Linked DNA regions of Mus musculus: all the other regions are linked to region 3. Evidence: chromatin loops called from intact Hi-C (ENCODE). Cell type or tissue: left cerebral cortex. All regions are shown on one strand.

The links. Peaks named below come from ENCODE experiments on the same cell type or tissue, not always from the same donor. Only the 100,000 strongest peaks of a DNase experiment are listed, where the experiment ranks them.
Region 1: it touches region 3 in a loop (7-fold over the local background); 13 of 42 quality-filtered maps call a loop at or near these places.
Region 2: a loop joins it to region 3, with 15 times the contacts of the local background. A loop is called at or near these places in 6 of 42 quality-filtered maps.

What each region holds. Positions count from the first base shown.
Region 1 is chr3:5,573,334-5,581,333 of GRCm38, reverse strand. Pex2 (peroxisomal biogenesis factor 2) reads left to right here and starts at 5,086. Exons shown (of 4, transcript NM_001267715.1): 1 at 5,086-5,296. In left cerebral cortex, a CTCF peak has its summit at 4,836; DNase peaks (open chromatin) are centred at 5,042 and 5,412; H3K4me3 peaks cover 1,969 bases; H3K27ac peaks cover 1,569 bases.
Region 2 is chr3:4,792,988-4,800,987 of GRCm38, reverse strand. 1110015O18Rik (RIKEN cDNA 1110015O18 gene) reads right to left here and starts at 2,280. Exons shown (of 4, transcript NR_045272.1): 1 at 2,166-2,280; 2 at 1,425-1,511; 3 at 231-357. In left cerebral cortex, a CTCF peak has its summit at 5,093 (motif pointing left); DNase peaks (open chromatin) are centred at 3,295, 3,681, 4,020, 7,650 and 1 more place; H3K4me3 peaks cover 1,238 bases.
Region 3 is chr3:5,213,493-5,221,492 of GRCm38, reverse strand. It overlaps Zfhx4 (zinc finger homeodomain 4), which reads right to left and starts at 2,939. Exons shown (of 11, transcript NM_030708.2): 1 at 2,566-2,939. 2700069I18Rik (RIKEN cDNA 2700069I18 gene) reads left to right here and starts at 670. Exons shown (of 3, transcript NR_045905.2): 1 at 670-823. In left cerebral cortex, no CTCF peak of the experiment used is centred here; DNase peaks (open chromatin) are centred at 2,394, 3,018, 3,563, 4,456 and 3 more places; H3K4me3 peaks cover 2,826 bases; H3K27ac peaks cover 1,883 bases.

The DNA of each region.
Region 1 (8,000 bases), 360 kb before region 3:
GAAAAAGTCAAAGTTAAACTCACATTCAAGGTAAAGAGATTATACAACAGTACGCCTTGTCATCTTTGAATGCCTGAAAAAAACCTCATAAGCTCACTCCTGAAATTAAATCTAATTAATGTATCAAAAGTTTATTTAAAGTGTCATGAGGAGATGTAACACAATTGTGATGATTTATATATGCTTGGTTCAGGAAGTGGCACAATTAGAAGCTGTGGCCCTGTTGGAGTAGGTGTCCCCTTATTGGAGTAAAGTTGTCACTGTGGGTATGGGCTATAAGATCCTCATCCTAACTGCCTGGAAGTCAGTACTCTGCTAGCAGTCTTCAGATGAAGATGTAGAACTCTCAGCTCTTCGTGCAGCATACCTGCCTGGATGCTGCCATGCTCCAGCCTTGATAATTGAGTGAAACTCTGAACGTGTAAGCCAGTCACAATTAAATGATGTTCTTATGAGACTTGCCTTGGTAATGGTGTCCACAGCAGTAAAGTCCTGATTAAGACAGAAGTTGGTACCAGGAGTAGGCTATTGCTATGATAGGCCTGTCCATGTTTGTGTTTAGGAAAATGTGGATTTGGGGACTTTGGATTTGGAAAGCCATTGAATGGTTTAAGAAGGACTAAATGAGCTATCCTAGTAGGAATATGGAAGACTTAGTTGCTGTAAGTGATTTGAACTGTGTGGACCTGGCTCAAGAAGTTTTAGGAGAGAGCTTCAGTGTGTGGCCTACAGACAATTTTGGTAGTATTTTGGTGAAGAATGTGGCTACTTTTTGCCATTGTCTGAATCTGCCTGAGGCTAAGATAAAGAGACTCAGATTAATTGCAGTAACTAAAGGAAGTCTCAGAAATGCCCAGCAGAGACTTTGTTCTCTGGTTAAGTCTCATTTTATAGAAGTTTAGCAACCTGAGAAATAAAAAATATAAAATATATGGTTCAAGTATTAGAGGGGTACCAGGAAGTGAAATGGAGCTGAATCCTGTGTTCAAGGGGATAACAAATTAAGGGAGTGGGACTTTGGGACGAGATCATACCCAGATAGGTTTAGATTTGGCACAGTGATACACACTTTAATTCCATGTCAAGCAGATCTCTTGAATTCGAGGTCAGCCTGAGACAGAGAAAGTTCTAGGTGAAGAAAAGCTTAAATCCAGGCATGGTGATTCACTGTTAATCCCAGGAAATGGGCATGCAGATTTCAAGGTTAATCTACAAAGTAAGATCCAGGACAGCCAAGCTTAGGTAGCGAAGGAGTTGAAAAAGAGGAAGCTAGTGATAATATAATAAAACAAGGGGCCATGTTTCAGCTCCTGCAAACAGCAGAACTTGGCAGCTTCGGCCATTTTTCTCTGGCTTTATATTTAAGAGGAGAAGGGGACTACTGAGAAAAATTGATGCTGATTAGCTGGAGCTTAGAATTAGCAGTGATTAAGAAGATACCAGCATCACTGAGATGAAATCTTCTGGGAAGTTTTCTGGGAGCACAAAGGATCTGTGTTCCAGATATAGCCAAGGTTGTAACTTATTCTGCAGCTGTATTTGGTAATGTGTAAGAGTCATCCAGGGATACTGGTTTTGAAGGCATGAAGGGGTCATAAAGAATTGCTAAGGCTTGGCACTGTTTGAGGCTTTGGAAGACCATTAGTGAAGGTGCAGCCTCAGTTTTAGTTGGGCCAGGACTGAAGGAGTCGGGCAATGGAATTGAGGCTTAGCACTATGAAGAGAGCCTATGAGAAGCTTTGAACAAGCCTATGGGGGCCTGAAAGTGGAATGTGATGGTTTGTATATGCATGACTCAGGGAATGCCACAATTAGAAGGTGTGGCCCTATTAGACTAGGTGTGGCTTTGTTGGAGTAGGTGTGTCACTGTAGGAGTGGGCTATAAGATCATCATCCGAGCTGCCTGGAAGTCAGTATTCTGTTAGCAGCCTTCAGATGAAGATGTAGAACTCTCAGCTCCTCCTGCACCATTATCTGCCTGGATTCGACATGTTCCTGCCTTGATGATAATTGACTGAACCTCTGAACCTGTAAGCCAGTCCCAATTAAATGATGTCCTTGTGAGACTTGCCTTGGTCAATGGTATCTGTTCACAGCAGTAAAACCCTAAGACAACAATCAAATGTGTTTTTGTAAAACCAGTGACTAGGGAGATGTAAGCCTGGAATGGGGAAAGAATAGCTGAGGGCCTCACCCCCTGCTTCTAAGATAGAGGAAGATAGCCTCCAAATACAGACTGTGGGTGGTATCTAGGCATTGTATAAGTCCTCTGCTAACAAAAGTTAGGGAAAAAAATGGAACAGAAGGAAGAGGAGGGGAGGAGAGTAAAGGAAGGAAAAGGAAAGGAAGAAAGGAGAAGGAGAGAGAGAGAGAGAGAGAGAGAGAGAGAGAGAGAGAAACATCAACCTGACATCAGCAAATAGCAAACTACTAAACAACCAGTGAGCAAAGGGCCCACACTCCTCCGCTGAGCTTCAGAGAAAAACCAGGGCCTGCAGACACCTTGATTTTAGTGCACTGAGGCCCATCTTAAGATATAAAAATAAGTGTTGGTTTGAGGTGTTAACTTCACAGAAATTCTTTACAGCAGCAACACTAACATTAAAAGATTGTACAATCAACTTTTTCTTAAAAGACCCAATTATATTGATTTAAGAATAATGTAATATGCTAATATAAATTTACCTTCTTAAAGTCAGCAATTTAAAAATATGTTAGAGGCATAAATCAATGTGTTCTTAACATTTTTATTGGTAAATTCTTTAGAGCCTAAAAACCACTAAAAGGCAAAAGGAGGATATAGGATGCCATTATTTTCTTTGTACTTTAAAGGTAAAAGATTAATCAATTTTTTCTTCTTTAAATTCTCATAGTAAATGAAATATATTAATTTTTTCAGTACTTCTTAAAAGACCACAGTCAAGTCTTCATAAGATCCTTTGTACATCTGTAAGAATAATTCTTGGTTAAAATATTAATGTGTTGAATTTACAAATGCAAAATATGATATGCCTTGCTTATTATCTTCATAGTGACCAAACAGGTCCTTATTAGCTCCTAGAAATAGGCCATCTCTGTCTTCTCTTTGGCTTTTTTTCTCATTAACACTGTCTAGCAATATTCCTGGCCCAGGAATAAAGCCCAGCTCAGGTTTTTGTTCAATAAATGAGTGGATATGTTTTTAAGGCAAGTTTTAAAATAATAAAAACAAGTTTTCTGAAACTACTAGCTCACTACAAAGATTAATGAAGTACACTATATAAATATATCCTGATTTTAAATATTTTCAGCAGTAATTTTAAATGCTATGCTTCCTGGCATTCTTAAGAATCATCTAATATAATTCAAATTTCTCGTGCAGCTGGGATCTTTGTTATGGAGATACTGTGATGTGTGTTCATGAGACCTACTAAAACTCTTTGAACTAGAGATGCTTTCTGAAAATGTCTTCTCTAGCCATTATTGTGTGTGCACATGTGTGTGATGTGTTTGTTTATATGTAATTGCTATTGTGTGTGTGCATGTGCTTATATGGGGGAGACATAGTGAAGGATTCAAGAGCAGGTGATCTTTCCATTTGAGTATCTAGGATGAAATTTGTCCCTTCTGCTTGGCAGAAAGTACCTTCATTCCTGAGCCTTCTCCCTGGTCCCATTTTTATTTTATTTTTTTTTAATTTCACCTTTGTCCTCATAAAAATCAAGTGAACTAGGCAAGAAAATATGCAGTTGTCTTCCCAGCACATAGCAGCTGAGACAGAAGTGCTTTGAGGCCAACCATAGAGCTACATTGCAAAAGCCCGTATCAAAAGCAAAAAACACCAAAACCTAAACAGTCTATCACAGCCTACCTTGGGCTACCTTCCTACACAACTAAGTCAAAGCCTTGCTCTTCAAAGAGAATTCACTATTTTGAACAACAGCTCCCTACATAATAATAGGAACCCCATTACTTTAAATTTTTTGGAACACTTTCAATATAATGGCCAATGCATCAAATTGATGAGTATTTTGTATCCCTTTAAGCTGTCTTAGAATCGTGTCCATACCTTACAGTTAGAGTAGGCTGTATTTCAAACCAATCACAAGAAGATAGTGGTCACCATGGGGTGGGTATACTGGTGCATCTCTAGACACATCCCTGCAGTCCCTATCTGTATTCCATACCTACTGTAGCAAACTGGAGCTCCTCCTACAGTGTTTTCTACACTGTCAGGTTACTTGTTAAAAAGGGATTTGTTTGCTTTCTTTGTCTTCCACCCAATTTTGCTCCCAAGTTCTCCTTTAATATACTCCAGATACTAAGGTTTTTTTGTTTGTTTTGTTTTTTTAAAAACACACATTATTTAAAAAACAAAAAACAAAGAATCAGAATTGTACTGAGTGCATGATTCTGAGGTTCTTATTACCGCCTCCTTTATGCTGTCCATGTGTCATGCACAGAACTCTGATGCTCTGGGTAATTTCTGAAACAAAATACAATGAAAAGTTTTGGGGCATTGGAGACAATTGTATTTTTGTATCACTACCTCCACGAGCCTGGGGATGCAGGCGGGGTTGGTAGCATTAAAAAGACTTTACAACTTCGGTAGGCTCTACCTGATTTCCTAAGTACCTCCCGACCAACCCACCCAGCCAAGGCCATTCTAGCTCCTTGTCACTGGCCTGCCTCCCATCGGGTGGCCTGCAGCCTCTGCCCCAGTGGCTGCCCGATGGGGACCTAGTGTGCTGCCACACATCTGGGGACAAGGTCAGACCGACAACCGGGAGGACCCAAGGTCAGTCCCCGGCCCTCAGGTGCGCAGGCGCCGGGTCGCCAGCCGGCGGCACTTGTCCAGCGGCCGTCAGCGGCGTCCTTGGGCCCAGAGCCTGCCCGCAGAGCCCAGACCTCCCTCTGGGCCGGGACAGCAAAGCCTCTTCACGCCCGGCCCTGACCCCGCGCTGACCGCTCGGTGACGCTTCTGCCAATCAGAGGCAGCTTTGCGGACCAATCCCAGTGCGTGGAGTGTCCTCTTGGGCGTCTCTTCCCTTCGTCCCTTCGTCCCTTCGTCTCTTCGTCCCTTCGGCTCCTCGGCATTTTCCGTGGCCAGGCCTTATCCGGCTTTCCTCAGACCCGGTGTTGCTTCTGGGTGTAATTCCCCGCTCTCTCTTCAGCCACTTCCGGGTCTTCCGTCGCTCCGGAAGCCCGCAGATTCCGGAAGTGAGGGCGACCCAGATGCGGCCACGGAATGCCCAGCTTTCCGGAGATTGTTTGAGAAACGGCCGTGCGGCGCCCGGGCGTCCCGCAGACCCCGCAGGTCAGTGTCCGCTCGCAGCCGCCCCGCCGTAGGGCGCGCGGGCCGCACGCTCTGCGAGGACGGCGTCGCGAAGCTTGCCTTGGCTGCAGGCCGCGGTGGCTCAGTCTGTCTCGGTTCCGCAAAGGCGGTAAAGCAAGCCAGACGCCTAGTTTTCCTCTAGTTTAACGCTGTCACGCAGACAACGCTTCTGCCTCTGCACGCCCCGCGGCGACGCTGCAGACAGCCCGGAAAGCGCCTCCTCGCCTTTAGAACAGTACTAGATTGAGTGCTTTAACTCTTAAATAAGAATCTCTTGTAGTTTATGAGTTTTTCAGTGTTTTGGACTTTCAACGTTTCCAACAGCCCATTCTTGGTCTTCGTGGCAAGAGTTATGGAAGGTTTTCTTACAAGTTAGTTTCTGACTTACATTGCAATCCATTGGTTTGCTATAAGGAATGTTATAATCATTTCTCTTCTTTGTGGGGAGTCCTTAAAAGTCTTTGTTGGTTCAGTAGTTTATTCACGTGCCATTTTTCACACAGCAACACTTAGCAAAAGAACTTTTCACGGATTGAAACTTTCCCAGACTATCGGTTTCAAATATTCTGTGGGACCCTTTGCCACATTTTTCATCTTGATTATTTTAGATAATTGGTGTATGACTAAGGACCCCCATCCCGACCCTTACCAGTTTGTAGTCAAAACACCCTCCAGGAATGTGTGGCCTTTAGTTAAACCTGAACAGAATGGATTTGGAGTAGCTTCTTTCTGTTACTGTCTTGATCCTTTTTGTACTATCAATTACTTGTATCCAGAATGAGGAGAATTGAAAAATGAGTCAGAATTAGTAGGAAAAAAGACCCTCCCCCTTTTTTTTCTTTAAAAAGTAAAGAAACTGAGCATACTAGGCCACTAACATGAAAAGAATTAAGTTCTAGTCTTGATTATAGTTTGCTTCTGCCCAGCTCTACCTTTTGGACTAATTCTCTTCTTTAGTAATTAGAGGTAGCACTCAATCTGTGGCTTTAAAATTGTTCCATAAAAGAACTTTTGTAGAAATTTCCTGAAGCCATGCAGAGGAGAGACAAAGCAAGCCGGCTGTCAACTGTCGTTTAACAAGCACAGCTATTTATATGTTCTTTTACAACAGTGTTCCTGTAAGGATCTAGTTCACATCTTGGACCCGATGATCTGACTTGCTCCTCAGCATGAAAATTCTTCTTAGCACAATTGTTCATTGTTTTCAGTATGCATTCATCCGGTTATTCTGGCATCCTAAAGTTATGTATTCCTTATTTTTAAAAGGGACAAACATGGCAATGCTATCTTATTTTTTAAAAATAAGAAAAGTTTAATTCTGTCTTTTTGATCACTCATAATTCCCATTTCCCTTCCTACTGAATATCCTTGTTTTGTTTAAATTGAAGGTCTTCAAAGCCTTTGCATTAATTTTCTGTTTGATCCATTCAATATCTGAGCCTTGAAGGTATGTGAAGACTTGCTGGTCATGCCTTGTCTAGGAAAATTAGGGATCTAGCACTATATGATCTGCAGGGCATTAAGTAATTTTCAGGTTCCTATAGTACAAAGAAAGTCTGAGCTGTATCAGTTTTTATGTCAGAACCAACGTTCATTTGAGATTGCTTGCACCTTTCCCCCATTCTTGGTGAACCTGGTTGGACAACAGGAATGTAGGCTACGTAGTCCCTGTCTTCTTCCTGTGAAGTAAAGGTAACTTCTAAGTATTCTGTGGCCCTCCTGCGTGCCGTGAGAATGTGAGAGAAGCCTTGGGGAAAGCCTCAGCTGCTCCATCTCTCCTTGACTGTGAGCCTGGCAGCGATTTCAACTGAGTTTTATACATGGTAGTGGAGAAGGGGAGAGGAGTAGTCATCTCCTGGCCTTCCCATTGTGGACTGTGTGCCTTTCCAGCCCATTTCCTTCAAGACAGTCAAAAGTCCCTTTCTATAATGGGTTTTTTGTTTCTTGGTGGTTTTTTTTTTTTTTTTGTAGCTTTTTTTTTTCCTGTATTTATTATGTATTTTTATCAGAGCTCAGATTTCTTTCCTGAGTGAGTAAAGATAAAATACCACCCAATTGTCTTTCCGTCCTTATTAAAATGTATCAACCAGGAACTCCAAAGTAATTCTGTCTCTATCTTGTCTAACCCTTGTGTTTGGAGATGTGTTGGCATAATATCTACCTTACATACAATTCTGTATTCATAATAAATGATCAAACCACATTTTTTACCCAGAGAAGACTCTTTTTAGATTTGACATTCAGGCCCTTTGATTGAGTCCCTGACGGAATGTATAGGGGAGGGAATGTGGATGGGAGCTTGGGTGATTTACCACATTCCTTTAATTACTTTCTTCATCTGTAGTTTGGAGAGCTTAGTTATGAAATCTGTCTTTTGAATGATCCTGAGGAACAACAACAACAACAGCAAAAAAGCTAAGTTTATTGTCTACAAATTTTGGATTGATTACCAGCAATTTATTAATTGTTACTTGACCTTAAATTATATTTGTTTTAAAAGTAACATAATAACAGCTACTGTTTTAGACAGATTCCAGGACACAAAATAAAGGAAATATGTAGTGTCTGGTACAATTAGGTTTTACTTGGTAATTTCTTGTCCATACTTGATACCTTTTTGTTCATTTGGGGATATTTTCCCATTCTCTTTTACCATAAAAATTGCAGTTAAATCTATGTTCTAATA
Region 2 (8,000 bases), 420 kb after region 3:
TCCCCTCCACATCCTTGAGTATCATGTCTGTCTAAAATAACCTTAGTATTTATTGAGTATAGGCTGTTTCGTTATGGTAGGGAAAACCTGACAGTTATATTCAGTTTTAAAGGGCCAGGTCCCATAGGTTGAAAACCTCTGATTTATTGTATATATCCACTTGCATTCCTATGTAGAAAGATGAGAAAATAATTCATACATATTAAGACCTTTACCTAAGAGACACTTACTTTTCTGTGTGGATATTGAAAAACCCACTATGATTTTGGAATTTTCATTCTTGCTGTTCAGAAGGCAAATGAGAGGATAGCATAGTCTTTCTTCTTGATAGAGATCATCAGTGGCTAATTTCTAAACCTGCATTGTAAGTACACACACAGATGTAATTAACTACATCATTAGCATTTATTATAGAAGACAGATTCAAATTGATGGGCAGTGGTGAAGAAAAGTGTAAATATAAATGTGTTCTTTTCTAATGGTATTTGAATTTGTAATGAATGTGTATATTCTTGAATGGAATTGGAAGTATTCTTACTTTTAGTAGTGTCCATAATTTCTTCTATATTAGTAAATATACCATTTATAACATATTAAATGAAAATTCTAATCTATACGAAAGATCCCATATATTTTAATAAAAACACAGGCTGATGTTTTGTTTGATGTGATAGGCTGTAGCCTTTGCTTGCACTATGTTGTGATATTGATGGTTCTTAATCATTACAGCTTGCTCTCATTAAGACCCCTGGAGAAGTCCATTTAAACATTGTCTAGTTAGATCCACAATTACTATGCAGGCAACTTGATGACAATAAACTACTTTTTCACAAAACAGTATATATGACATTTTTTTTTTTTGTAAATTAGTGATGTTAGTGTTATTTTCCAGTGTGGGAATGATTTCATAAAAATATCAAATTACTTATTTTCAGTAAATAGTAAGACTTTAGAATACAAATCTATAATTTATACCAAAGCCACAATTTATATTATTTCTTTCTAGATGATAAAGTGGTTAGCCTATGAAGGACAACTAAAACTTACTTTAGAATATTATACATTGTAATGAATTAATTAATACACATGGTACCAATAATTCTTAGATATATTTTTACAAGCTTTTGGTGTTTGTTCTGTTTTTCAGTCACAATATTTGATGATGCATGTTTTTGACCTCACAAAAAAAATCTAGTATCATTTAGTACATATTTTCTTATTTTTCCTACATAAAAGTGAGCCTTATCTGTACTTCAAGTAATAGTTATTTAAATCAGTAGCTTAGGGTAATTTTAGCAAATTTGAAATTCCCCACCACATAACACAAAGGAAACCCTGTATGATAAACCCGGTCTGCATACCATCATTTATATTGCACATGTTTTTGAAAATAGAACTTAAGAGAAAAACCATTGAAAAAGTACCTTTAGATGATTTCCATAAGACTGAATTCCTTAACATGTGTCATTAGTTTGCCCACAGTGATGAGTATCTTCTGGGAAATAAAAGGCCTTCAAGAAGTGAGAGTTTGTTAATAGGTCATCAATTTATATTCTGTTCACAAGATTCCGAAATACTTGATAATGTATGAAAAATTAAGTCCTGCATATGTGTTCCTAATCACGCACTTGTTTTGAACTACAGAGTGGACTGAACAGGGAAATGAAAATAAACATTTTTCACTTCATTTATTGCTGCCATATAGACATGACCTTACAGGACATATTTCTAGTTTGTTAAAAGTAGCCATAATCATTCCTATTCATTTTCTTTCAGAACCAAGCAAAATAAAGAATTACATACGTCTATCCATGACTTGACTTACTGTAATAAGGCATTTCAAACATTTCAAGAATGGCATGAGCAGCCCATCAAGGATGAGTCTCAATGGCACAATTTAATCATTTACAGAATAAAGAGCTGCCTTTGTTCTGCTATGTCCCTTAGGAGATTTAAAACACATATTCCAACTTTTGAACATGCCAGACAGGATTAAAATATTAATTTATACATATGAATATATAAATATTTGAATATATACACACACACACACACACATGTATTAATTATCCACCACTTTCTCTATTTTAAAAACTTTCTCTCATCTCTGGCCAGGAAAGATAATATTTACATCACAGTTCATATTGTCCTTTTAACTAGAATACCTGCTATTGCTTGAGACTGACATCATGTACTGAAAGATGAAGGAGCAAATCCACTTCATAAGAAGACTTCACCTGCAGTGACAGAGGAGAGGGAAAGCAGGGCGAGAGAGCACTTAGCAATTTTAAGAGCAACAGTTTACCAGGAACCCTCTACTTAATATTCTGCTTGATCTGCCAAGTTTATAGCCTGGCAAATCTGAATACAAATGTCTATGCAAATGAGGATTCATTATTCTTACAAGGTCTTTGTATTGAAGCTTAAGGTAACTTGGTTCCTATGGGTGCTCAGAGAATGTCAATTGCAAGACAGAAAGGATGAAAAGAAGAAAAATAGAAATGGAAACAAATGTTTAACAGGCATCGAGCTTGAAAGGTGGTGATGTACAGGCACAATGCATTGTCACTGCATACCCTTCTCATTGCCTGTTCTACGCTATTTACTCCTCCTCAGCAACAGAGAAGTTAACCAGTCAAGAACATTCCAAATACAGAGGAAATATAATATTCTTCTCTTACTGATTATAACACATTTTCCCATTATAAAACCAATCCTTCAATTGTCAAAAATTTATCATTCTTTTATAATTAAAGAGCTTATGGGTTGGTGGAATTTTGATCTCTAAGAAGACAGTTAATGCCTAATACCACCCTGCACACCAACTCCCTTCCTTTCATTATTGATTTATTGCCATATAATCCAGAATTGACATATTTAAAAGTCTAAAATTAATAAAATATACATCGAAAAAATCACAACAGTGCATCACCTTTCATTTATTACCATAACATGCTGCATGCAAAGATTGCAAAAGCCCCAAGTTAGAGGAGATTCTGAGAGTCTGCAAGTGATAATTATAGCTCATATACCGTAGTCTATTGTCCCGATGGATGAATCTTTTGCATGGTTAGCTCTTGTTTACATATAAATACCTTCTCTGGAAATAAAAATGTGTAGAAGGGCACAGGAGCTGCAATGCTTAGCAGATAAAATGATCCCAAGATCATGCAGAAAGGCTTGTTTCTTCATCCATAAGTAAAGCACATTTGCATCCATTCAGTCAAATTAGCTCCATTTAAAAGGTGGTTATAATTAGCTCCTTTTTCTCGTTCACGGGTGAAATTCTTGCATGCCTTCTATTTTGATTAAATCCACCGTTGTCTTCCAATAGCTAGTGCTAATTCTTCCAAGGAAATCTTCACTTGAGGTGTTATTTTATTCTGCATCTCCGTTAGTTGTCTAATTTACGCCAAGTCCCTGCAGTGTTTCCTTAAGCCATCCTCTTTGTCTTGCCTTTGAAATTTACCAAATCTTACAAGAAATCAATACTTAATTGATTATTCACTTTTCTGCAGCTTCAAACAGCAAGCACACATAAGATCCTAGAGAAGTACCCAATTTCCAGTGCAAGAGGTTCTTTGGTGGCAGAGCTCTGCAAGTGTCCAACAGCAGGCATTCCATGGAGTGGTGTACTGGCGTGTGGTGCCAGCGTATGATAAAGAAAACAAAGATATTCTAATGAAGCAGGGAAACTTCCTGGGTGATGCATAACTGTCTCCGGGCTTTGGATAAAAGGCAGAAACAGGAGCAACTGGATCCCACAGTATTATAATTATAATAATTGTTATTGCATTACTCCTTTTTCCCCCCTTTACTCTTGTCTTCCCATTGATGTGGAATATCCCAAGTGCCACTGAAGTCAGAGAACTCCGCTCCGGAAAAGGGGTGAGGCTGGCAGTGTACCTCTGGCATAGGATAAGGATGACAGGCACGTAACATTACAGAATAGGACAAATTCAAGCGAAAGAGAGGGAGAGACCAGGAGAGGGAGAGCTGGAGACAGATGGCGAGTCTGGCTAGAAGCCAAACCCAGTGAAATGAATTACATTGCTGAATAACTGTACACCATTGATTCTGCCACTTGTTGCTGCATGGGGAAAAAAAAGCCTCAGTGTATGCTGGAATTTGTAATATTGCAGGCAACTTTCACACACATAACTCAGTAGTGACAAAGGCATGTGATATGCTGTCTTGGATAGGTACATAGGTTTGTGTAAAAGAGGTTGTATGCGTGTGCTGAGAAAGCAACCCTGAGAGTGTATGTCTATGTAAGTGGGCAATGAGAAAATCAACCTTTGCAATCCAGTCATTTTTATTTAATGAAGAAGGAAGACTGGCATTCAGGGATGCGGTTATGTGCCACATATTAATGTGTGCTCACTAGCCCTCCTCCCCCACTTAAAAAATGAGTGGCATAAGACTGAAGTCCTCTATAGATTAACCACGTGGGAGAGGCACCTCATGAGAGAACCTGTCATCTCAAAACCTACCTATGTAGTGCAAGGAATCTACAGGAGAAGGCAGTGCTCTCTGAAGTGAGGAATCAAGGCTTCCAGGATAGGGTATTTGGGTGTTTTCAAAAAGACAGCCAGTTTCAGCAGATTGTTCAATAAATGCCTCATACCCAGGATGAAGGCAGACATTACAGGATGCCCAGGGGGCTTTGGAAATCAAATACAATGTTTGAGTAGCACAATTTGAGGTACATTATAAAAAAGCAATTTGAATTGCCAATGAGGCGACACATATCTGCATGCTAATTAGACCCCTGTCAGGCTCAGTCTGCAGGCTGGTGGGGGTGGTAAGATTTGCTTGGAGCACTGTGGAGAGATTGTTTCTGCATAAATTATCAGCTTTGTCTACTGATCATTTCCCAAACAAACATGAAGAGTAAGATCAAAAGGCGATTCTAAAATTAAAATTATTGATTGACAAAGCCTCGGCTTCAGATTCTAATTAGAAGAGGCACAAACAAAAGCTGATATTATTACTGATTGTGCCTGTGCTAGCAGCGGATTGTGCAGGGTTTGTAATTTATCTTTGTTTATGCAGCCAGGATATTAAAAATGTAATTAAAATAGTAAAATGATCTGATCAGAAATAGCCACCTAGTGGCAAGTATATTTTTTTAAATAGATTATAAAGGCATCATTTTGTGCAAATAAAATGTTTATTTATTTTTTGTCACATCTACCATCTCATATTTTGTGAAACAATTTATTTTTTTGTTAATAAGTTATCTTTTGTGTTTTGTTCCATAGATAAGCAACATCATTTATACCCCTTATTTATGTGCTAATAAACATTGTTATTGTGGGCAACATTCTGTTATTTCAAGAACATCTTTCATAAGTGACTGTAGGCTTTCCTTATACATAGGGCTCCTTAAAAACTATTTTCTGTGCTTATTCTTCACATTAAGTATGGTAACTCCCTGAGTTTAATGATAGTTTAGGTAAGGGAATTTTGCCTGCTGTGCTTTCTCCTTTGAGACAGATCTGGACAGTTCTGGACTTTGGCATTAATGATCATCTCAAACCTTTGAAAATAAGGTTGTAAAGCAAAATCATGTATCTTCCAAGAGCTTTCACCGAGTTACTACTTCATAACAGACTGAGGCAGCAAGTAACAAGGTGATTCAAATGATTTATAGGCTATACCAACTCTCATTTAAAATATTTTGCAAGTGCCAATGAATTATTTTAGGAGCAAATCGTCTAATATAAAATTTATTAACCAAGATGCATCAGCTATCATCTAATTGTGAATTTAGAAACAACCAAGTTTCAGACTCAGTCTTGGGATTCTTCAGTGAACCATCTAAAATATGTAACATAAATATCTTTAAGAAAGAACGAGAACTCTAGTTCTGTGATGTCTATGTAGACACACATTTATTTTCCTTATCTTTTCTGAGTGAAATCACTGTACACCATATTGAAACCTCTTTAAAGTAATTCACAATGTAGGGTCCTGTCAGAGTTCTAGGGTCTTTTGTTAGTTACATTTAAAATGCCAAATTAAAAATTAATACATGGTTAGAATTGGGCTATTTTACAAGCCTGAAACCTTATTAGTAAATCATGATCTGGTGACTGATGCAAGGAATTTGAAGGTGCTGAGAGCACAGACTGCTTTATGCACATCAATTTGTTGGAACACTAATTACAAGCAAATTCGGCCTTGGACTCATTCCTGCAAGCAGGTTCACAGTTTTCTTAAATAAGAAACATGATGAACACAAGATAACACATTTTCCACAAAATATTAGCATGGAGTCAAGGAAACACGGTATTTTACATGTTCAGTAATAATCACTGGGCTAGAAATGTTCTGTTTCAGAATCATCTTTTATGCGTGTTTTTTTTGGGCCACAAAACAAACCAGGTATAGATAGATAGCGTCCAGAAATGCTTAAAATAGAAGAGAAAGAGGGATGAAGTGGGCATCCACAGGTACACAGCAGCTGCCTTCTGCCCATATTCACAGAAGCAATGAATAACTTTAAGAGCTTCCACAGGTCCTTCAATTATATAGAGCTTCTAAATAGGCTACACACCTGAAGTTACTCATAGCAAATTAAAGTCAAAAGTCACAAGTGGGGTTTTGTTCTTTTGTTATTTTTAGGAATATGCTGGCTACGCATGCTGTGACCCCTCAGAAGTAAGAGGTTTTACAATACATGGCTTTTTTTTTCAGATATTTTCTTTATTTACCTTTCAAATGTTATCACCTTTCCTGGTGTCCCCTCCAAAAATCCCCTATCGCCCCCCCCCACACACACACACACACAAACCCACCTACTCCTGCATTCCCCTATCCTGGGGCATAGAAGCTTCACAGGACCAAGTGCCTCTCCTCCCACTGATGACCAACTAGGCCGTCCTCTACTACATATGTACCTAGATCTGTGCATCCCACCATGTGTTTTCTTTGCTTGGTGTTTTAGTCCCTGGGAGCTCTGAGGGTACTGGTTAGTTCATATTGTTCCTCCTATGGTGCTGCAATCCCCTTCAGCTCCTTAGGTACTTTCTCTAGGTCTTTCTCTGGGGATCCTGTGCTCCATCCAAAGGATGGCTGTGAGCATCCACTTCTGTGTTTGTCAGTCACTGGCAGAGCCTCTCAGGAGACAGCTATATCAGGCTCCTATCAGCAAGCACTTGTTGGCATCCACAATAGTTTCTAGGTTTGGTGGTTGTATATGGGATGGATCCCCAGGTGGGGCAGTCTCTGGCTGGTCATTCCTTCAGTCTCTGATCCACACTTTGTCTCTGTAACTCCTTCCATGGGTATTTTGTTCCCCATTCTAGGAAGGATCAAAGTATCCATACTTTGGTCTTCTTCTGTGTTTCATGTGTTTTGAGAATTGCATCTTGGGTATTCCAAGCTTCTGGGCTAATATCCACTTATTAGTGAATGCATATTATGTGTGTTCTTTGACACATGGCTTTATATTGAAATGTGTTTGAATCACAGTTTGATCCTTTGATAACTCAGATGGGAAAACTGCTTTATTGGTGAAGTTCATATTACACAGACGCAGCTTGATTTCTAAATCCTTGCAACATGGATTAACATTCTTCATTATAGTATTTACCAATTATAAAGCATTTTCCTCTCAGTGGACACTATCCAAACTTATGGTGCATTCTGTTTTACCATCTGTTCTTTTCCCACTTTAGCTTTAGTGTAACAACCTACAATATGAACCGTATAATACATTTAAGAGGAGGAGGAAGGACTGGTGGTATTTTCTCACTGTTCCTCTTTTAAGGCCATTTTTACTACTATCATTGAACAATTCAAAACCAATATCTAGGCACCATGAAGCTTTAGTGGCAGCTTAACTGAGTGCATTTACTGAATCTTTGTGTGTAGGAATACAAACATCATCATTATAAGTTATAATTAATCCATACAGTTTATAGCTTTAACTATAGGCATGGATACATGTTTCACACGATCCATTCATCTACACACACACACACACACACACA
Region 3 (8,000 bases):
ACCACTCCACGTGTATAGGGATCACGCCACTGAAAATCCAGGAGAAGAAAATTATAAAAAGAGAAAGAAAGAAAGAAAGAAAGAAAGAAAGAAAGAAAGAAAGAAAGAAAGAAAGAAAGAAAGGGAGGGAGGGAGGGAAATGGAAAGGGAAAGGGAAGGAAAGGAAAAAGGGGGAAAAAAACGAAAAAATTAAACCCCTCCTGTTTCCAGTCTCCTCTCTCTCTTCCTCTCTCCTCTCTCTGTCCCGTGTGTGTGTGTCTCTCTCTCTCTCTCTCTCCTTTTGCCATCTACATGATCCTTGATTAAACATGGAACAGAGTTAATAAAGGGTTGGGGGGGGGGTGCTCAAGGAGAGGAAATGCAACTGTCAGAAATCACCAACGCTAGATTTCTTGGTGAACCTGCCTCTGTCTGAGTCAGTGTCAATACACCATCTTCGTCCACTGAACTTGTCTTTGGGTTTTTGTTTGGTGCTGGTGGGGGATGTTGTTCTGTGTGTGCTTTTTGGGGGAGGGGGAAAGTGAAGGCAAGGTTGGGGCTAGAGGTGGGGGGAGTGGGGCGAATGTGTGTTCTGTGAGTGTTGACTGTGAGTGTGTGTGTGTGTGTGTGTGTGTGTGTGTGTGTGTGTTTGGGGGGGGGGTGTCCATGTTTGTGATCTGAACCTTTGGTACCTACAAAGAGGGTGTCTCACCGAAAGGTAGCTAAAACCTCTCCAGAACGGCGCACGGAACTGTGGAGACACAGCGGAAGGCTCCTCTGGAGCCTCATATCTGGGCCGAACCCTAGACCCAGCGCTTCAAGGAGCCCCTCGCTTGGATCACAGGTAACAAAAGAAATAACCAATGCATGGTCTTCTGGGAGAGGGGGCAAGATGGGGGAACATTCCGGAACTTGGCCATCACTGAGGAACTTTTATACAATTATAGAAAAATTTTATTTTATTTTTTCTGATAGAAAAGAGCAAAAGGAATGGAAAGGGACGGAGGGAGGGAGGGGGAAAGAGAGAGAGAGGAAAAAAAGAGAAGAGAAGAGAAGAGAAGAGAAGAGAAGAGAAGAGAAGAGAAGAGAAGAGAAGAGAAGAGAAGAGAAGGGAAGGGAAGGGAAGGGAAGGGAAGGGAAGGGAAGGGAAGGGAAGGGAAGGGAAGGGAAGGGAAAGGAAAGGAGAGAAGAGGGAAGGGGAGGGGAGGGAGAGGAGAGGAGAGGAGAGGAGAGGAGAAGAGAAGAGAAGAGAAGAGAAGAGAAGAGAAGAAAAGAAAAGAAAAGAAAAGAAAAGAAAAGAAAAGAAAAGAAAAGAAAAGAAAAGGAAAAGGAAAAGGAAAAGAAGCGAGACCAGGCTCACTCCAGCCCCTGGTAGCCTAACTGATCATATCAGGTCAGAAGGCATGCTTGGTGCCAGCTGAAGCTGAGGAGGTGAAGTTCATTTGCAGACATGGAACCCTGTAGTGAGTGTGTGTGTGTGTGTGTGTGTGTGTGTGTGTGTGTGTAAAATGCATCAATTCCCACAGTCAGCCACATCTCCTTTACACACACACACACACACACACACACACACACACACACACACACACCCTTGCCCTTTACCAAAAAAGAAAGCAAAGGCTCTTGATCTCCAGCCGCGGGTGTCCTCTTAGTGTGGCGATCAATCCCCAAACCCCGGGGCGAGCTGCCTCCACTCCCAGGTCTGCGGACATAGGCCGGGAGATCCCGCCTCCTAACGGACCTACCAGGTCCGCAGCGCCCGTGCAGCCAAGAGCCGCCAGGGCCTGCCGCTGCCGGCCGCGCTCCGCAGACCGGTGTCTACCTGCAGCCAAGCCCCGCGCTCGCCCATCCTCCCGGGCCCGGCGCCTCGCGCGCACCAGCCCTGGCCTGCCACAGCCCCGCGCAGTGAGTGCCCTTCGGGAACTTGAGAAAGGGTGGAGAAGGGAAAAGGAAGATGAAAAGGAAACCGAGAAGAGTACAGGGGAGGATCAAGGGAGAGGAGAGGAGAGGGGGGCTGCGAGCCCCACCGACCACTGTCCAAACTTTCGGAGAATGTGTGCAGAGGAAACATCATCTCGATGGGGTGCAGGGACGCGGAGCGAGCGAGGACCCCAGATAATGTCCGAGCCGCTGCCGAAATGACAGCTTCGCCGGATCACCAGAGTGTCTCCGGCTCCCGAGGAAAGCAGAACCCGAAAAGACTGAGAAAAAGACAGAAAACTGCTCGGCCGAAAGTCACTTAATACAAAAGTTAAATCTTGAAAAGCATGCCTCCCCCCCACCTCCAGCCCCAATCCCCCCTCCGCCTGTGCCTTCTCCCTCCCTCAGCAGAGCAAATCTTTGAGCCAAAAAAAAAACGGGGGAAAGAGATGGAAAAGGGGGGCAGAGCGGAAGAGGTGGTCGGGATGAGGGTACGTGTGCTAGGGCGAGCGGTAGCAAGCGATCTAGGGGTAGAGAGGCGGAGAGGGAGAGGGAGAGAGAGTGAGCGAAATATCAAAGATTGTGCAAGATCAGGCTGGAAAGATAATCGATACTCGACCTAAATTTAACACAAACTACTCAATAAAAGTTAAAGAAAAAACTTACTTTCCATTTCCCTGCAGTTCCTACTCGATCTTCGCCTCTTTTTTGTTTTGCTTTTATTTTACGTACAGCTGATCACATCCAAGTAAAACGAGAGGGTTCATTAAAAAGAATAAAAAATAAAAAAATAATCCTCGAACTTTATTGGGTGAAAATAAAAACGCTGGAGCAAAAAGTGGGGAGCACGGAGCGGTCCTCGGGGTTCCGGGAGGAGTTAAAGCATGTGCCGACCGCGGTCTCGCTGTTTGCTTGTGAAGGGGTTGGGAAAAGGAGGAAAGGAAATGAAAATCCGATATGTCTTTATTCTGCTAATTATTATCGTTTTAGCCCTGTTTAAAAAAAATGGCTGATTAAGTTGAGTGCGCATGTCTTTGTGTGTCTATTCCCGATATGCACTCTGGGAATGAGAGAGGAGAGCGAGGGAGAGGGGGAGGGAGGGGGGAGAGGTGTAATTAGTGAGGTGATCAACATTCCCCAGACTGCAAATGACGCGCAGCCAGGACTCAAAGCAGCCTGGGAGCCTCGCGACTTCCAGGGCTCCTAGCGTTGCGGCTGGAGCCCTGGACGAGGCGACTAAGGAGACGGAGGATGGGGACCTCCGGGGCTCGCACCCCATGCGCCCCTGCGCACAACTCTCAAACTTCATTAGACACACACGAACACACTCTCACACAGAGACAGCAAAGAGAAGAATATAAAAGCACAACTCATTCCTAAGAAATGCCTTTTTAGAGTTCTAGATTAAAAAAAAAAAAAACAAAAACAAAAACAAAAAAAAAAAAAACCCAGGCAAAATAATTACTCTCACACCAAAGATATGTTTACCAGGGAGCTTTAAGGAGAAATACAAGTCAAGGTAATTAAGAGCTTTTCTCTGGGTTGGTTTATTCTACTACGCACTCAGAAGTACTTTAACAGCTAAATACTAAGGCCTGAGCAAATATGCAGATGTATGTAAATAAAGAGTGCCAGTCAGTGTGAGCAAACAACACCCAGTTCAACCTCTTTCAAAGGAGAGATTTCTCTCTGGATCCTCAGGCATTCTATTTAAAACTATATCTTGCACTTGCATTTACGCTAGAGAAAACCTACAAGGGAGGTGGAAGTGGTTAGTTTAGTCAAAGTAAACTTCCAAATGAGAGTAAGTTCGGGTTGTAAGAGTGATACTAGGGTACAGCCTAGATTTTATGTAATATTCTTGAATATTTTATCAGAATCGCATAAGTTGAATGTAATGGTTTAAAAGGACTTATGGAAGAAAAGCTTTCATCTTTCTAGACTGTTCAGTTATCTTTCTGGAAGCACATTATGATGAATTTTAAAACCCCAATACAGATCTCATTAGAGTGAAATATATTTGGTATTTTCTGGTGCAAAATTTAAGGTGCCTGATTCTCATTTGAAAATCTAATTATCTCTTTCCAATATTACAGATGTGAATATGAGTGACACTTTCATTAAAAGATAATTAACTAACACTCGGAATAGACATACTTTTAAATACCCCCTACTGAATGTGGGATATATATATATATATATATATATATATATATATATATATATATAATATATCTGTATATATATATATATGAATTGCATCTTGATACACTACTACACAAGAGGTCATAAGTAGACACCATCTATGTAATATTTTAAAACCTGGAATCATATAATGAAAATAAGAGTAACCAATCAAATGAGCTGCAAACAGGAAACACCAGTGCTGCCCAGCTTCCTGAGCAGGTGAGGCACCAGCCACTTCTGAGCTGACAGGCCTTTGAAGTTTTGGATTGCCAGGATCTGCTTCAAAACCTTGTTTTAGTCCTTAAAAACCAAAGGTACCAAACAAGGTTTATAGCAACAGCAAGATTTGTAGCACATCACTGAGAGTTCAGAGACAGTAAATATGTCTTCCTGGGTCTAATACCCTTGTCCTATCAGTGTATACGCCTTACATCCTAGGACAAATGCAAATAGAACAAAACATCTGTGTGGATAAAATTATACTCCTCCCTGCAAGATCAGACCTAGGCCCATATCTGAAAAGCTGCTTGCATTCAGCAACTAGCTAACTTTACAATGAAAATTCAAAGCAGAGAATAAAACCTAGATGTGGTCTTTGGTAAGAGGAAAAGGCAATGCCATCTTAGAAATCTGGAGTGGCTACATGAAGCCGTGTTTTAGAAACCAAAGCCACTAAATGGCAACAGAAAAGCAAATTCTGTCTCAAGAGACTCCTATTTCCAACATCTTTGGGAAGAAATCTGTTCACAGTGAAAGAGTTTCTAAGATTTTAAAGTTATTTTGTTTATAGTCGCCCTACCTTCACACAGCAACTTCACCAGGAACCCTCCCATTGCACCTTAGTAGGGTTAAGAAACATGTTGCACACTGGGGGCGGGGGCGGGGGCGGGGGGGGCTGGGGGGGGGAGAGGATGTTTACAGAAAAACACCCTAGATAAAGCCATAATAATAACAAACTATCTGAGGTGTCTGCCTGGAGAAAAGGGGTGGACTTTTCACGAGACTAAGGGGAAATGAAAGCAGGGGAAACTTTCAAGTTGAAATCAGCAAAAATCAAGCCTTTTGCTGGAAAGAGCTCAGTGTACAAGCTTGCTGATGGAAAAACCATTTCCTGCTATTGCAGGCAGGCAAATGCAGGTGATGAAGAAAACACCTGAGAGTAATAAGTCTGTTTCAGGTTCAGGTGAAGAAAGGGTCTACTTCTGCCATGGTGGACAAGGAAAATGATCATTGCATCCACAAATTCTTTATTTCTTTTGCTGCTTTACCCTCCCTGAAACGTTATCAATAATATTAATGTCATTAATATCAAACCCAGCAAATGTCAACAAAATTATTTAAACATTTTTGTGGCTAGTGATCCCAACACCATTACCCCTCCTCTCTTTCTTGCAAACTATAGCTCCCTCGCTCTCTTCTCTCTCTCTCTCTCCCTCTCCCTCTCCCTCTCCCTCTCCCTCCCTCTCTCTCTCTCTCTCTCTCTCTCTCTCTCTCTCTCTCTCTCTCTCTCTGTGTGTGTGTGTGTGTGTGTCTGTGTGTGTGTGTTGGGTAGAGAGGGCAGTTATTGAATTCTAAGGAAACAAAAGCAGAACAGATTGAGGTCCTTTGCCCACTTTTGCAATCCCTTCTGTGCCTGGACTGTTGCCCTCCAAAAGCTTGTGTGTTTGTGTGTATTTTGTTTTTAATCATCTCTCCCCGTTCTTCTTTTACCGCTTTCCTAAGAAGAGAGGCTGGGGGTGAGGTCGGGGGTTAATGGGCTCAGGCGAAGGGGCAGAGAACACTAGCATAGAGTCAAGAGTCTCCTCCAGGGCTTGGCCTCAGAGCACACTGCCAGCGCTAGAAGAGCTGTTGGCAGGATCCTTGGCTGGTCTGCGCTGGGTGGGTCGCCAGCAGGGATGCGTCGACCAGGGCGAACCCAAGCCCTGCCTGCAGGCTGCTTCGGAGCAGGGGAGGAACACAGCCTCCCGCCTGGGCCAAGGAAGATTTCACTCTAGGCGGATCGACTGAGAATCCCCCAGCTTGTCCCCTCTGCAGAGCCCTGCCCCTGCACCTTGGACCCTGATTTCAAATCCACTCACAAGCAGTGTCTCAAGGTACTTAAACTCCACCAACCTGCCGCCACTCTAAAGGAGCGCTGCCTACTTTATTTTTCAAAGTGAAAGGAGAACTTTTTATTTTATTTTATTTTTTAGTTTTTCCTCATGCACGGAGAACTTTCGCTAGTTACCCTAGCGGAGCTCAATTCTCTCCTACCACTAGAACCTTGCCAGAGTCTTTAACTGTTGGCGAACCCCAAGGCTACATCAAGTGTTTAGGTGTTGAGTGTTGAAGATGAGGGACAATTAACATTGAAACAAAAGGTAACTTCTACTTCTAGACTTTTTTCCTTGGAGCAGTTTATTTCACAAATCCACGCTGAGGACACTCTGGGCTTTCCAAACCGGATAAAGAGTCGCCAGCTGTCCTTTCTTCCAGTCTGCCCTCCCCTCACCAAGTCGCTAATAATGCCCCACCTCCCTCTCCCCGGCATCCTCCAGTTCAAGAACAACTCCAGCCCAAGGGTAAGGTTCCCAGTCTTTTGACCGGGTTTCTGGGCTCTATAGATAAGCTCTGTTTGAAACAAGGTATTACAAGATTTCAGCATTAGGATCTCTTTAGAGCAAAGCAGACACTTTCAGATCCTTAACCGCCCCCCTCCTTCCTCTTTTTTGTTGAATCTTCTCCACCCAGGGGCCATTTAACAAAGGCAGTCTGTTAACTAACATTTTTGTTTAACTCAGCAGCTCATTCCAATCCACTTAAAACTTGATACCAAAGACTGCTCTCTCTCTCTCTCTCTCTCTCTCTCTCTCTCTCTCTCTCTCTCTCTCTCTCTCTCCCGTGTGTGTGTGTGTGTGTGTGTGTAGGGATATGAGGATTTGCATAGGTCAGGAGGAAATGGGACATTGATTGAAAATGAACGGAAAAGTACAGGGCTTGCTTGGGAAGGTGTCTCAAGCACAGATTTACAGTGAGATAATTCAAAAGGTGTGTGTGTCTGTCCAAACCTTATTATGAACAAAGTGTGTTTCCTGGAGCAGTAACAAAGGTGTGTGTGTGTGTGTGTTTGTGTGTGTGTGTGCACGCAAGCGCGAGCGTCTGCCCGTATGTGTTACAATATGAGTTAACGTGGAGAAGCAACATACCATCTTTGATATGAGAGGTAAACGCAGTGGCATTCAAAGGGGAGAGAGCATGTTAAGCCTCTCTGTATGTGTGTAGTATTTGTGGACACTTGAATCCCTTTCTGATTTCCTCTAGACTGGTTCTTATCTCCTTTATACTATTATTTATTTACTTACATATTTATTTACTTATTTATCTTAAAATAACACTCATGCTCCAAGGTCTCTGCTCTAAACCTTTATAGATTTTTCTCTTTCTGGAGAAACTTTAGGCTTTTATTTCAGAGGCAATCTACTTTAGACCTTTTCTCTGGAGGCTCTGACCTTTGGGGTGGGAAAGCTCATTATGTAAACTCAGACACAGTTAAAGTTAAGAATGGGAAAGGAAGGAGGAGCTACACAGGGTGCCACGGGAGGGAGAAGAATTAAGGGAGAGAAGAAAAAAAAGGGGGGGGAGGGAGTCAGAGCCCTCTGGCCTCCTGGAGGTCAGAGCTCAGATAGTACAGTGACCTCTTTTCCCTCTGGGCATCAAGCCCAGTGTTTATAAACAAAATCAGACGGGGACTCTTCCCAAACAATAGCAGTTGACTAACTTCACAAGCTCTTCAACATCGCTTATTGCAATTAAGGAGGACTTCTTATCACCACTACCACCCACAAAGCACACAAGCCCAGGATCACAAGCCCATTCTCCTCTAACATATGGAGCTATTAGTCTGGGGAGAAGCTCCAACGGAACAATCCAGATGT